Regions from separate parts of the Mus musculus genome. Here region 1 is linked to region 2. The links are chromatin loops, found by intact Hi-C in ENCODE. Cell type or tissue: left cerebral cortex. All regions are shown on one strand. Each heading gives the region's core, and the rest is flanking DNA. Links, peaks and the distances in the headings are about the cores only.

The links. Peaks named below come from ENCODE experiments on the same cell type or tissue, not always from the same donor. Only the 100,000 strongest peaks of a DNase experiment are listed, where the experiment ranks them.
Region 1: a loop joins it to region 2, with 2.7 times the contacts of the local background. A loop is called at or near these places in 2 of 42 quality-filtered maps.

What each region holds. Positions count from the first base shown.
Region 1 is chr8:63,873,947-63,881,603 of GRCm38, forward strand. It overlaps Gm24580 (a small nucleolar RNA gene), which reads left to right and starts at 4,250; the gene lies at 4,250-4,380. In left cerebral cortex, for the core only: a CTCF peak has its summit at 3,689 (motif pointing left); DNase peaks (open chromatin) are centred at 2,303, 3,041, 3,257, 3,688 and 1 more place.
Region 2 is chr8:62,948,063-62,955,719 of GRCm38, forward strand. Spock3 (sparc/osteonectin, cwcv and kazal-like domains proteoglycan 3) reads left to right here and starts at 3,283. Exons shown (of 12, transcript NM_023689.3): 1 at 3,283-3,466; 2 at 3,738-3,926. The coding sequence starts at 3,738. In left cerebral cortex, for the core only: no CTCF peak of the experiment used is centred there; DNase peaks (open chromatin) are centred at 2,849, 3,221, 3,377, 3,661 and 2 more places; H3K4me3 peaks cover 2,749 bases; H3K27ac peaks cover 1,988 bases.

The DNA of each region.
Region 1 (7,657 bases), core at 1,514-6,513, 930 kb after region 2:
AAAGTGTAATTATTTATTTATTGACATCTCAAATACTGCTCCCCCTCCAGGTCCCTCCTCACTGAGTTCCTCTCCTGCATCCCTCCCCCACCTCTTTCCTTCTCCTCTGAGAGGGTAAGGCTGTCCCAGGGTATCTCCCCACCCTGGCACATCAAGTCTCTGTCAGATTGACAGCATCCTCTTCCACTGAGGCCATGCAGTAGGGGACAAGGGGAGGTGTCCTGGGTCTACAATCCCTGCATGTTTTTTGGTTGGTGGCTCAGATTCTGAGAGCTCGCAGGGGTCCAAGAATTGAATAATCCAGTAATCTGTATAAAATAAACTCTTTGGTGGAATTAAGAAAACTGGCAATAATGAGAAGAAAAGGCAGCATGTTTAAAAACAGGACAACAACACAAACACACTCTGAAGAGAACAAAGTTTAAAAATAAAAGAATCTCTTTGAAGAGTATTGATCTTTCCAATATACATAGGGAGCTAGAAAAATCCCACCTAAATAGGACAGCAGGTAGCAGAGCCAGGTGCTATCACATTCTTCAAGATGGTTCAAACTTTGAATGTTTAACTTTATCTTAAAAGTAATGTTTCCTATCCCGTTGGATCTCCAGATATGAGCTTTTTAAAGGGTTTGTAAAATCCTCTACTTGATGCTTGTTTCCTGTTCTCAGTCTTCCACACTATTTCTATAAAAGCAATAAACTAATCATCATAGAATCTATTTCCAACCTATGAGCGTTCTTCAACTGGGCAAAGCCCCTGAAACTTTCTTTGCAGGGAGTTTGTAGAGTAGAACCATCTTTCCTAAGAAGTGGCTCGTGTGTATGGTAGAGATTAACTACTGTTACCTTAACAGAATGCAGTAATTGCCGTGTGTGTGTGTGTGTGTGTTCTTTGTTGTTCTGGATGACTGGGCAAAGCAAAGGTCTAGCTGAGGGTCTGCAGAGGTTCCACAAAAAGGTGCCTGAACCGCACACTGGGAAGTGGCAAGCACAGGACTTGCACTCTAGCAAGCTTCAGCAAGGGTCAGGGTCATCTGAAGAAGTTACTCACCCCACAAAAAATGTTCTTTACACATTTATTCAAACAAACAAACAAAACAAAGCAGAAGCAAAAAGAACCCCCCCCCCCAAAAAAAAAACCAAAAAGCAAAAACAAAACAAACAAACAAACAAAACAAAACAACGTTACCATGAGCTGTCATTATAATGTTCCAGAATGGTACATTATCTTCTTGCAGACACGCTAAATACATCTAGGATGAACTTGCTTCAGACAATGACTTCTGAGACTTTGTGGAAAACATAGTTTTCCAGTTTGATTTCCCTGAGAAGACTGTCAGCATCCTCCTCTTTCATCCCGCCTGTGATACCTACAGCCTTCCTCAGGGTTAACTGCCTTGGAATGACACTGCGAGGGAAAAGAAAAACAGTACAGATTTTAACATGAGACAAAACCCACATATGACCCAGAAGAAGCTGCAATCAAGATATTGATAGAAAGAATCTTAATCCAATAATTCTAAAGATGATAAATAACAGACATTGAGTCAAACTATCCAACATTGATATACAATTTAACATATGTATTCTTATTTATTTATGTTGGATAGTTTTCCATGAACTAATTTTTATTATCCCTTGAATATTCATTATCTTTCACTTTGTGTTTTATATAAAATATAAAAGAAAAAGGAATTGTAACAGCAAAAGTGAGTTTAAGATTCCAAAACAGAACAAAACAAAACAGATAGGCAATGCTGTATTTTTTATTCTATTGCATTGGCTCTTTTTAGCTTCCAGTGCTACACAAGGCAAACTGCTCACACAGTTAACTACAGTGACCCAAACCAGAAGCCCATAAAAGTGGGTTAATATAAAAACAGAAACATCATCACTTCATTGTTACAAAGGAAAATAAAATCTTTTACTTGACTCCACTTGGGTCATGAACCTTCAGATGATGGAACCTATTTCTAAAATGCAGAGAAATCAATGTATGGATGTATGTGAAAAATTAAATATTTAGTTAGTTGCAAATATATACTTTGGTTTATATTTGTTGAGCTGGTTATTTAATTGTCAAGTTAAAATAGTATATAATCTGGGAAGAGAATCTCATTAAAAGAAATTTTACATTAGATAGGCCTGTGGCCATGGCTGGGGTAGGAGCACCTTTATTAGGTGAATTCGTGAGGGAAGACCCAGCCACCTATGGGCGGCTCTATTTCCTAGGCCCGGGAACCTTAAGTGCCTAAGAGTGGAGAAAGTCAGCTGAGCACAAGTGAGGATCAGGAAAACATCTGTGAATTCCTTTCTCCAGCTCCCGACTGCCTATGCTGTGACTAGCTGATTCAAGTTCCTACAACACTGACATTCCTGAAACAATGGACTGCTTGTCATTATCAACCAAGTGAATCCATTCTCTTCCAAGTTGCTTCTTATCAGGGGAATTTAAAGCAGCGCCAGAAATGAAGCACGGACATGTTATATATGACATTAGATGAAATAAAAGAGACTCAATAAACAAGAGAGAGATGTCACGGAAATAATCAATTGTAATGCCAACACTTTTCAAGTTCCACGTTTGTAAGAGATATAGCTATCCAATAAACAGACAGAAAAGGATAAGTTTAAGGTAGAACCGAGGGACGACGGTACTGTTATTCTTGCCCCTTCTATTGATTTTATGGTTAGATTTATGTATTGTTTCTGTGTGTGCATGTACATATGCATGGACATAGCACATGGAGATCAGCAGTAATTGTCACATATCTTATCAGTGGCATTGTTACCATCAAATGTTTTGTAAAATAATAGTTATAATGAAAACGGTTCTATTGCTTGTCCTGTTTATCATAGAAGTTCACATCCTAGAACACTGCATAGGACAGAGTGAAATGTGAGCTGTATGAACCCGAATCATCAAGGAAGCCAATGACAATGTGAAAGGTCACATACGACAGTTGCCAGTGAATGAGAGCTTGTCATAAAAGGTGTGGTAGAACTGTGTTTCCAGAATCCCTGTCACAGACAAAGCTGCTAGGCATTTCCTTCTGATGCAGAGCTGCCTTAAAGATACGCTGTTTTCACAAATAACACAGACAAAGCTATATGAGCAGTTTTCAGATATGTGTTACACAATGCCTTCTTGTTGTGCTATCGCTGCCGTTTATTGGGTTTGAGGGACAAGGTTCTGCACTGGGCCCAGGGTAGGCTTACTCTTTAAGCAGTTGTCTTTACCCCGGTGGACAGGGGCTGGGATGACAAGCCCGAGCCCGGAATGATCAAGCCTGAGCACGGAATGATCTCTGCAATCTTGGTAATTGTAACATACCTTCTGATTTCTCACCCTGTTTTCAAAAATCATTGGTAGTTTTAGTTATATTTCAAATGACTACTGTGAGCTGAATCACAAACCATCACTAATGCAAGTTTTCGGTGGGATACTAATTTTTCTGTTTTATCTTCTTTTAATTTCTTCACAAAAAGACTGGTATAGGCCTAAGGGGAAATGTTAACCATGTTTATTCTAGCCAACAGGCACAACGTGGAGAACTGACCAGTACACGCTAAGAACTAAGTAGAATTTTCGTGACTTGACTCATAGGTCTGCAGAGTACTTTGAGTAGGAAGCTATGACATCATTCTTTAAGCTCCTGTTTTCTGTAGAAGAAAAAGGAGTGATGCTGCCACCTGGTGGCCATAAATTATAAGAGCAGGATGATGTTTCCCTTTATGCACATATTTCTGAGGAAACAGGGATATAAAAACGTATGGATATCACCGAGGGCCCTAGCAATCAAATGACAAATGAGATACTTTTATGAAACAAATGCGTAAAATGTCTCCATACTGGGGAATGTTTGCTACGTTTTGTTGTAGATTTTATTTATTTTATCATGTAAAATAAAAGACTTTCTTCTCTCACACAGTTTTCTTCTTTCAGGTTAGGTTTGATGGCTATATTATCAAGCAAACCAACTTTATTTATTCTTTATCACTATCCACACTTCTATTTATAAATAATTTCTGTATAGTGAGGTAAAGAAAGCTCTGTTCAGGAAAAAAAAAATATATCATTGGTACCACAGGTATAGAAAATTTGTCTTTGGCAGAAGAGTATAAAGGTAGTTTTCAATGCTTTTCATAGCTTGAATAACTGAGAATCAAGTAGTGGAGAATGGAGGCTCATACCTATAATTCTAGCAGCTGGAAGGCTAGGATCTGAGGATGTTAAATGGTAAAAGAGCCCTGCCACTAGAGGGGATGCACGTGTGGCTACTCTGTCACATGTGTGTCAGTAGGTGACAGAGAAGAAAGAGCTTATGTCTACACTAGATGTTCTGACTTGGAACATCTGAATGATTAGCAGCCTAATACTCCTTGGGGAAAAAAAAAAGAGTCTGAGATGACCACCAGTGCAGTACCAGAGAGGTCTAAGTGGGCTCCCAGAATGGTGAACAAGTCAAAGGCTAGAAGAACCCCACCTAGGACCTTCGGCTGGAGTGAGATTAAGATGGACAACCCTCCCAAGGGGCCACGCCTACAGGCTGAGTGAGTACGGAGACTGAGATACCAATGGACAGCAACACGGGGGCTGTACAAGGAGCTAGCCTGGACTGTACAGGGAGCTAACCAGTCCAGTATTGTGCAGTCCTGGGGCAGGCAGACCATGATCTAGATGACCCCTACACAGCACCATTAAACATGAGCAAAGCAGAACACTCTTGTGACAATTCTAGAGATCATCCCAGATACTCAAAGATAACTGGTGCCACTAAGAGGAACCAGTAAGTAAAGAAATGGAAGAAAAAGAGAAACCAAGGGATGTGGGTTCGATGAAGAGAGGCAGAACTGGAGCCCAGAGCTTAGTGAGGAACAGCTTAAGCCTGATGTGAGTTGTCAGTGATGCTACCTGGGAACATGGTGGGTTTCTTGCCTGTGCTGTTACTGGGGACCACATATGGATTCACGGCCATGCAACAACCAGGGATCTGTTACCACCAAAGGCCAGGCAGATACCCATGGTTTGGGCTGCCACCCAAGGACATGTTAATCTCTGAGGGCTGTGCAGAATGGGCCCCAGCCCTCACCTGTGCATCTTGGGGGAAAATGATCCTATAGGTAGCAGAGCTGGCCCTGTACCTAGCCAGTTCCCATCCTGGGAGAGTGGGACTTGAACATTGCCAGAGCTGTGGGTGAGCTGGACCTGAGCATAAGAGCAGAGGAGAGCTGGCCCTACCATTCATCTCCTTTGAGATGATGTGAACATGAGAGAGATACCCTTCCCCCTCCTCCATCCTTACCACCTAGAGCAGGGCAGCAGAGCAGGCCCTGCAGGGTCATCAGAGCAGAAGACTGGCCCTGTCCCTCACCTGCTGCAGCGGGAGAGCAGGTCCTGTACTTCACCTGGCCAGTACAGCGGAGCTGGCCCTGGATATGGGGGCTGCAGGTGAGCTGTTCCTGAGGGTATAAGTGCAGGAGAACCCACCCTGCCTTTTATCTTCTGGGTTGTGGCACAGACGATGAGGGAGGGATCACTTTCTCTCCTCCAGCATCCCTTGCCATCTAAGAGAAGTGGGAAATACAACTTTGGGTCATGATAGTAGAACTGGCCATGTCCCTTGCCAGCTGCAACACTTGGGAGAATGGACCCTCTACCTCCCCTGCACACAAGGTCGAGCTGTCCCTGGTAGCAGGGGTTGCTGGTGATCTGGCCATAAGGATCTAAAAGCAGGAGATCCATCTGGCTGACCAGCTCAGATACCTCTCAGACCCTAATCTAGAGCTTTGAAATTGCCCACTCAACATCAGTCCCATTGGTCAATTAACTGCAGGAGTGCATGAAGGGACTGATCCTATAATTCCAAAACTGCAGGATCTTCTTGACACAGGGAAGCAGCAGTATATCTGAGAGGAGTCTGAGTGAGGCTCCAATACTGATAGGGTAACAGAAGCCAGAGGCCTCATACCTAACCAGATTTGGAGTCATTACAATGAACATTTGCAAGTGAAGAAATGTAGACAAAAGGGTATACCATGGGACACACTGTGACTCAGAACTGCTTCCACAACAAGATTTTGATTTTATCTCTGTTGGGGAGAAAGTTACAAGAGTAAAGGGGGCTGGGGTATGAGAGGGGTTTGGGTGCATGATGTAAAATTCACAAAGAACCAAAAATGATGGAGAAGGAAGAGCAGAAGCTAGGTAGAGAGTTAGAAAGGACAGAAAGAAAAGGAACAGTCTCCTATTCTGAGAATGCCTCACTGGATGAATTTTTGTCACTCTGTTAACAGTACATCACAAATATTTCACCTTGCTACAACTCGGTTACCATGTCATCATAAAAGTGGCATTAGCATTGGCCTCACAATTGAGTTAGAAGCAGTAGTCAATTCTTTCAACAATGACAACAAAGGCTGTTGTTGTTTAATATAAAAGATGTGTGTTGTCTCAGTCAAAAGAATGATCATTTAATGTTCTCTTTTGTAGAATAAAGCAAAACATAAGGAGCAGTGTATGAACACCTAGAACAGCCAACTGGATGACAGATAGGACACTGTAATGAGTATGTATACTTTCAGGGAAGTGTGTTAGGAAAATTACAAAGACGAAACACAAACATAAACACATATGCACATATACATGCACACATGTACACGCATACACACAGTATGACAATTTCACTGTGACAAAATTCCTCAGGCAGTAAAGTGCTGGTTCAGCAAGCATCACATCCTGAGGTCAGATATGCAGCACCCACAGAAGAGCTAGCTATGGAGCTACATTGCTTCAACCCAGTGTCGGGAGGAATAGTGTCTCTGAGGCTTGCTAGCCAGCCTATCCAAACTGGTAATCTCCAGATTCCACGAGAAACCTAACTTCTAAAAAGAAAGAGAATGGTGATAGAGGAAATGGCACCATCCACATCAGGCCTACACACATAAACACCAGACATACACACAAACACACATACAGACACACACACACACACACACACACACATACACACACACCAGATATACACACAAACACACACACATCAGACATGTACACAAACACACACACCACACAAGTATACACAGATATACACAAACACACACACACACCAAACATACAACAGCGACATACACATGCACACATACAGGCACACACACACACAAAGACACACACACATCACAGGCACACATAGACATACACAAACATACATACATAAACACACACCACACATACAACACCCGACATACACATGCAATACACATACAGACACACACAACATCTTGCCTACAGACACACATACACACACAGACACACACACATATACACAGAACATCTGGCCTACATATACACATACACACATAGTTGCACCCACTCCCATATACATGCATGCACAGATATACTACACACAATACAGTGTGAAAACATCTCACCAAACAGGAGAAGATTTTGAGATTAAAATAGAGAAAATGTTAAATTTCATGTGAACTATTTTCTCAGGAGGCAGGAAAAATATACTTGTAAATGTCTGAATTGATTTCACATTTATGTCCAACCTCACAAATTCAGTGATGATATTTTTTTAAAGAATGGAGTCTAGGAAGTAGGATGGACACTTCACTGGATCTTCTTGGTACTGAGTGGCCATTTCTTCATGAAA
Region 2 (7,657 bases), core at 900-5,899:
ATCTTCAAGGAGAACATCTCCAACAATTGATTTTGCTAACTGGGTTTTATGTCCAGACATGTATATTACCTCCATATAGTTCTATCAGTTGGAGACAAAAGAATTCTGCACATGAATCTGTATTTAGAGCTAAAAGCATACACTAGTGGTGGCTCTAGGGCAGATCATAAGACCAAAGGCTGCAAGGTACATGAAGTGCTTGGCTCTGAATAACACAAAGAATATATGGAGCAAACGGGCTGTTCCCACATGTTGATGACAGTTAAGCACAGCTGCAGATATATCTTAAAACAGTAACTGACAGAAAAAAAAATAACTTTTTTGTCAGATTGTGTGTGTTTGTGTGCACACTTACACAAATGGTATTCACTTAAATTCTTCACAGATCCAAACCCATTTAAAATGGACTCCATGTCACTATAGCCTTCGTAGAACTGTAGTTAATCCAAAAACAAGATTCAGAAAACACAGGGAAGAAGAAGGTTTAATGAGTTTTTTAAAGTACTGAAATATCCAGTGATAGATACTTCTAGATTAAGCAACTAGATATTCACCAGCGAAAGAATAAAATTATCAAAAAATACTTATGTAAACCTTAATTTTTTAGTGACTCCGGTAATAGCTTTACATTATCCATATAAATGAAGTATCAGAATGGCAGAATAAGGGGCTGGGAGCTTAATAACCTTGGCTTCCTGTGTGTTGTAGTTTTGTGAAATATGATCATAAATATCCACACAAGTCCCTGCCCTGTCACTTAATGTACTTCACTCTCCATGTGGTACTGGTACTCCAGGTTGTGTGTTATTTTTAGCTCTCAATATCTGAAACAGGCTCTCACTAAAACTAGGAAGCAATTCATGAAGTACTCCCCTATGTCCCCACCCACCTTAACTTGAATGCCTCCTAACTGTCTTCCTGGCATTCTACCTCCCATTTATTACCTCTCCCCTCTGGTTCCCTGCTGAGTTTTGCTCCTAGCAAGCTTTCAATTAATCCCCACAGAGGCCTTAGCTGATAACTAAAGTGCTAACTGGAGTGTGAATGCTCCCAGGACTAGTAGATGGTGAAAGCAGGCTCTTTGAAGACCTAGATCCTCAGTAATACAGAGAACTGAGGGAAAGAGTTTGCTGTGATTAATAACATCGCACTTAGCAGACTTTCATTCTCACTGTTAGGGTAGACAATATCAGTGACTGGCGGATGTTTAAGAGGCTCTGCTAGTGATGGGAAGGAAGGAGATGCCAGACCAGCACCAAGGCTAAGTCAGAGAAGGTGGCCTCCACCATTACGCATAATGAATTATAATTTTTCTAGAAATACCATTTCACTGTCACATCTGGATTGTGGTATTCTCAAAAGCTTCATTTCAAGATGTACACAGCTATCCTTGCTTTCCCTTCAGCAATTGTTTCACCCTGCTCAGTGTCTTGGAAGCTGTCCATAGAAGATAGGCTTGCTTAATAGGTTTCATAAATATGTTCCAATTGACAATGAACTATATACACACAAATAATAGAAATTCATATATATGCATGAAAATATATATGTAAATAAAATAAATGTGCTTCTCTACACATTAACTGTGATCATGGCATTTTTGTAACATGCTATGTTATCATGCATGTTATGTATGTTTTCATACATGTTAACACGTATGGTGTAGAGGGTTAACCTTCATAACACACCTTGTTTAAAGAAAGGTTACTCATTCTAGAAGACCAGTTTGTTTTAAAGTTTCCTGACTTCTGCTGCGTATCAGCATTGTACATAAGGTTTAAGGTCCTTATCCTTATTTTTTTTAAATAATTTTAAATCATGATGAGACATTCTTATTGAATTAAGAGGACTGTATGTGGGTCTTAAATTTTTGAAGTAGAGAGGTGAAGCTGGGGATATACAGAAGAGGCATTGGAGGGTGAGTCAGCCAAGTATTCATGATATAGAAATGAAAACTCATAAAGGCTATAACACATGCTGAGCTTGCTTGTAACAAAGCAAACTAAGTATCTAGGAATAGTATATAGAAATACTACATGATACTGTTCTCAAAAATTGTTGATGCATCTTTGCTATCAGTCGATACGTCTGTAAATTATAATTGTAGATTTGTAATAACTTTCTCCCTTCTTTGTGTGTGTGTGTGTGTGTGTGTGTGTGTGTGCCAGGAATCGGAAAGTGTCTTCTTACTACGTTAAAAATTTCACTTTTATCATTTATGCTAATAATTGACACTTCCTTAGATTCTGTATTTAAAGTTAGTAATTAATATCAATCAGTTTGATTTCTTTAAAATATCATCTAAAAGTTATGACCCGAGTGAGAACAAAGTACTCAGAATACGGGACACACCTGTTGCCACTATTCTAATGAAGACCTCCTGAATTTTAGAAAATACAAAGGTCATAGCTTGGGAAGGTGTAGCTTGCCTGACATATGTAATTCAAATACAGATGGCTAACACTTTTGTAGTCTGTTGATTTCCAAAAATCTCTCAATTTACATACCCTGCTCAATTAACCTGCTTTCTGTAAGTACAAGGAAAAGAATTTCTTCACTGGGCTCTGCACAGGGTGTGAGAATAGATTTGGGCAGGCAAATGTTTTTGTTATCAGTGGAAGTTCGAAGTACATCCTAGCTAGGGCCTCAAAGCTGTTTGCTTATATTCAGAAGACTGACATAGGTGGCTTATTTATCTTTGCTTTAAGGACTGTAGCATACACCACAGTTATTGGAGGGATTTTAGAAAGGAAAAACGGGTTGTGTGCACTGAGCATGGCATGCTGGTGAAATCAAACACTTTGCCTGCCAAATCTAAAGAGAGTTTGGCTCTGAAATAATTCAGAAGTTCAGAGCATACATTTGCAGACAGTGAAGAGCTTCCCCAAGGCCTTATGGTGGTCTTTAGGAAGGAGGAGCTGAGTTCAGGTTCAGAGCAAAGTCTCACGGACTCTCACTCTGAGATGCATAAAGTTTTCTTCTGATCTATTTCCTTATAGCTGCCTGACCACCCTTGAAATTGAAAAACAGGAGTAGCAGAGAGGGAGATGCCTTGCTTCACCGGCATTCAATCCAAGAGAAGAGAGAATGAGCTGGTTGTGCCTGGAACATGAGAACCTTTTCTGGAGGCAAGAGGTTAGAAAGCAAGGGATTCCTAGGAGAGGAGCCTACTGCATCCTCTGGCTCCAGCCAGGCTTCGCATCCGGAACTTGCTGCAGCTGGGATTCAGGGAGAGGAAGGTGGGATAGGAGGAGGGGAGGAAGGAGGTGGGGGAGGGAGGGGTGAAGCGAGGGGAGCTGGCGAGGGATAGGCGCGGGGAGGGTGGGATGGGGGGAGCGCCGGGCGCAGGGAGCTGAGTGGACGGCTGAGACGGCGGCGCGTGCAGCAGCTCCAGCAAGAAGCGAGTTGCCAGAGCCGGGCTGCTTTTCCATCAGGAGCTGCGAGCTCCGTGCCCGCTCTCAACAAGGTGATGGGCCGGCAAGCGTTTTATCTGGCCGCTGGGACTCTAGCTGCTTGGGGCTTCCTCCCTTAGACCCCTTCTTCTTCTCCCTTGGGTCTGCGTGTGTGTGAGTGCCCTGGTTTGGGGGTGAAGCCTCCTGGAAGGGGACACCCCTGTCCCTGCTCGTCTCCCCTTCTCTCCAACCCGTCCTCGCTGATGCATGCCTTCCAGGGGCGCCCCCATCTTCGCACCCGGTCTCTGACATTGCTCCCTACCCGTGGTTGTGTCTCCTTCCCAGATGCTCAAGGTGTCAGCCTTATTGTGTGTGTGTGCAGCGGCTTGGTGCAGCCAGACTCTTGCAGCTGCCGCGGCGGTGGCTGTGGCCGGGGGGCGGTCGGACGGCGGTAATTTTCTGGACGAAAAACAATGGCTCACGACAATCTCTCAGTATGACAAGGAAGTCGGACAGTGGAACAAATTCCGAGACGTAAGTGATGCGCACCCATCTCCAGCCAAGCGCATTTAGCTCCAGAGCTGGCATTTGCTGTGGCCGCCAGAGGTGGGGAAGGGGCTCGGTTTTCTAAGGAACCCGGGTTGGGGCGAGTTGGGGTGCTAAAGCTTGTATCCTGTAACTGTAGAACTTAGCAGTCTCCACTCCCCCCCAGATAGCTTAAGTAGGAATTTGCTTGTTACATATGCTTCTGAGTTAGGTCACACCGGGTTTTCTCTCTTCCCCCTTTCCACCTCACCTTGCCCCAATTTTTCGCCCCCAAATGTTTGCAAAGTAGAGCTTCGACCTTCTCAACTTTTGAATGGTGTTTCTGGCACTAGTAAACACAGCAGGGTGCCTGTGCTGTTGCCTAGCTATAAAGTAACTAGGATCGATCTCCTTACTAATGGCCCATTAAGGAATTTGAGGGAGGAGATATAAAGATGTAACATTTATAAATGCCTGCTCTCTCAGGGTGGGAGGTTGTTTGGCAGCGTCAGTCTGCAGAAGTTGAAATGCTGCTGATTACGTAAAAACTGTTCATCAGATTCTATTTCTACATTCACTTACCCTGGAACACTTTGGTCTTGTGTGTACTGGGCTTATGGGGAGGAAATGGAGCAGCAATGAAAGAGTTAAACTGTAGACTCCCTTGGGAGTTTTCTCAAGAGCTCTTTAAAGGCGACCAGCTTTAGAGACTCCCACATTTATTTGCCTGGAGCCAATAGCCAGGACTAGTCACCCACACCTGATCTGAATAGAGTCCTATGAGAATATTTGCTGCTGTGCCCAGAGCCTTGAACTAGGCTGATGCCCCAGGAGAACATTCTGACCTCTGGATACCATCCCTACCTCACCCTGTGAAACCCAGGGGTTTGAGACCTGGCAGAGTGACTCATATTCCTTGTCTAGCCTTGTAATGACATTTGTGAGACTGCCTCTCTGATTCAATCACCAGTGCTTTCCGAGTCTGTGAGTGAACTTCTCCGATTAGCTCAGGTTCTCATGATTAGGAAAACAAATGGAGGCTTGCACTAATTCTCATCCTGGATGCATCATTCTCTTCTCCCATCATGTCCGTCTCTGTAAAGTAACTGGCGAGGGGAGTCTCACAGAGAGATCTCCTAGAAATGTGACTATGATTTCAGGGTAAATCTATATGATACTCAGCATGAATATACAGCATACGGAAATGATTGTGCCCATTCTTATCGCAGGACTCAGTTTTGGTTTATGAATGAAATGTGAACATCCCTATTTTTTGCTAAATGGATGTTCTTCACTCTTGTAAATGCAGAGCTCTCACGTACCTGCTGTAAGCTAACACTGATATTAAGTGCAGCCAGAAGTAAGCAAACAGATATTTTGTACCAGGAGAGAATTGCCATTTATCATACCCCTACTTGAGAAAAGAAATATTGAAAATGTTGGCAGTGTTTGAACAGTACTTCCAGTATTGACAGATATTTATTGAATAACTATTATCTTTTAAAAGGAATTTTAGGTATGGCTAACACATTTGAAATCGTGTCTGTCCCAGGGGTCTCTGGTTTTAGTTAAATTGATTTAATAGTAAGAGAAAGCAGTGGACTTTTGTTCAGCATGTGAGCATTTGAGGTGCAACAAGCTGTGATGCCTACTATAAATGTGAATCTTCTAGGACTCAGGCACCCAACTTCAATAGAAACAGAGTGTGTCGACCACATCATGCTCAGGGGGGGTTATGTGCTTTCCCTAGAAAAGTCCATCAAAAAATGTAAAGTCATATAGAAAATATATATAGATATAGATATATGCATTTTCACATATGTAACACATAAAATGTAACTGATTTACTAATAAAATTAAGTCATATTTTAGAGTAACCATGGTAGAAAAAGAGTTACATTTTATGCAGGCAGGGAGATAAGAGGAACTAGGATTACATTTTACCTTTCTATACCTGTTGCTCCTTGTTGAGAATGAAATGAAAACTGCCATTGTGGCTTCCATTCAGCACTCAGAGTGCATCTCATGCAACCTTGTGCAGACCACCTGAAAAGCTAGTGACTTCATTGCTTCTTTCCCCTGGGGCAGTTCATCTTTTACCAGTTTTATCAGTGCAAAGGGGACTAATATTTTAGACTCATTTTTGGTCCAAGCACATGGATTTGAAATGTGAATTCTGTCTTACAGAGTCTATCTCTAATGTTCCATTTGAGCTTCCTATCTAAAATGATCGGTTTCTGTGCTTACACGAGAGAAAGGCAAACAGAGACAAGGACATCGGAGACTCTTCTTATAAGCACAATGTAACTTAGGCAAATTCTCTCTATGCTTCTTTCATAAAAAGATAATTGACATAATTTGAAAAGATGATTCTTCTGCATAATTAATTATCAGAGGTAATTAGTAGTAGAATTAATTCTTATTTTCTTTTCTGTAAAGCCAATATTATTTTACAAGTAACCCTTGAAGGTTCATGTGTGCCCTCATTTGAATAACATTTTAGAACTTTATTGTATATATAATTATAATAGAATACCAAGACACTAACTTCTCTATTTTACATTATATGTGTGTGTGTGTGTGTGTGTGTGTGTGTGTGTGTGTGTGTAAACATAGGTTGTAGTAAATCTTTAAAGATGAAGAACAGAACACCCCTGGTAACAATTTCCTCAGTAAAAATCAAGGGAAAGAATGAAACTAAAGGAAAGATGATCATGAGTATTACTAATAAAGGAAAAACTTTGAATATTTTTGGCTAATTTACACTATTGATTTGCATGAGACCTTTTATTTTGTTGTATTCCTTGCCTTTTTAACCTATACAAATACAATCTTATAACACAGGAAACTTATTTCTTTAAAGATCACTTAGAGTAAAATTCTAGCAGACTCTTCAATTCTCGTGTTTTAGGAAGAAAATTAAAGCTAAAATTCACCTAACATTTTAGCAGAAGTCAAGACTTAAAAATCACTAAATAAAACCGGTCTGGTATATCCAAGGTATGCTTATAGGAATTTAAAGTGAGATAAGGAGTCTCATGACTGCTGTGCAAGAAACCCAAGTTCAATCTTTTAACATACACAGACAGACAGAAAAAACAGACAGAGACACAGTCTCTCTCTCTCTCTCTCTCTCTCTCTCTCTCTCTCTCTCCCTCTCCCTCCCCCTCCCCCTCTCCCTCTCCCTCTCCCTCTCCCTCTCCCTCTCTCTCTCTCTCTCTCTCTCTCTCTCTCTCTCTCACACACACACACACACACACACACACAGAGGGAGGGAGAGAAATGGGGAAGGATAGAGCGAGATACACACATGAAGGTTGTGGAGGGCAATAGAGGGGGAGGAGAATTCAAATTAGTTAAAGTTTAAAAACATAATAAAAACTCCAACTCTCCTTTCAATACAGCATGTTTTGTAGCCATACCAGATTTGTTTTTAAGCACTGTTGGGTTGTAATATTAATTACACATGTTTCCTCAGTAGAAGAATTTAGGCGATATCATTGCTTTTTCCAAGAGCTGGACCTGAAAGTAATCTCCTGTCTCACCCTTTCATATATATTGAGACAATAAAGAGGAAACTAAGTCATTAACTCAAATGGCTCACATAAAATACATTTCCCTGTTTTATGTCCCATAAGTTCAATTAAAACACACCCTTACCCTGTGAAAAGTGAGTAAAGAATTTGTAAACCAATGAAGAACTCAGGAATACGTAATGTAATACTGTCATCAAGCTTTTA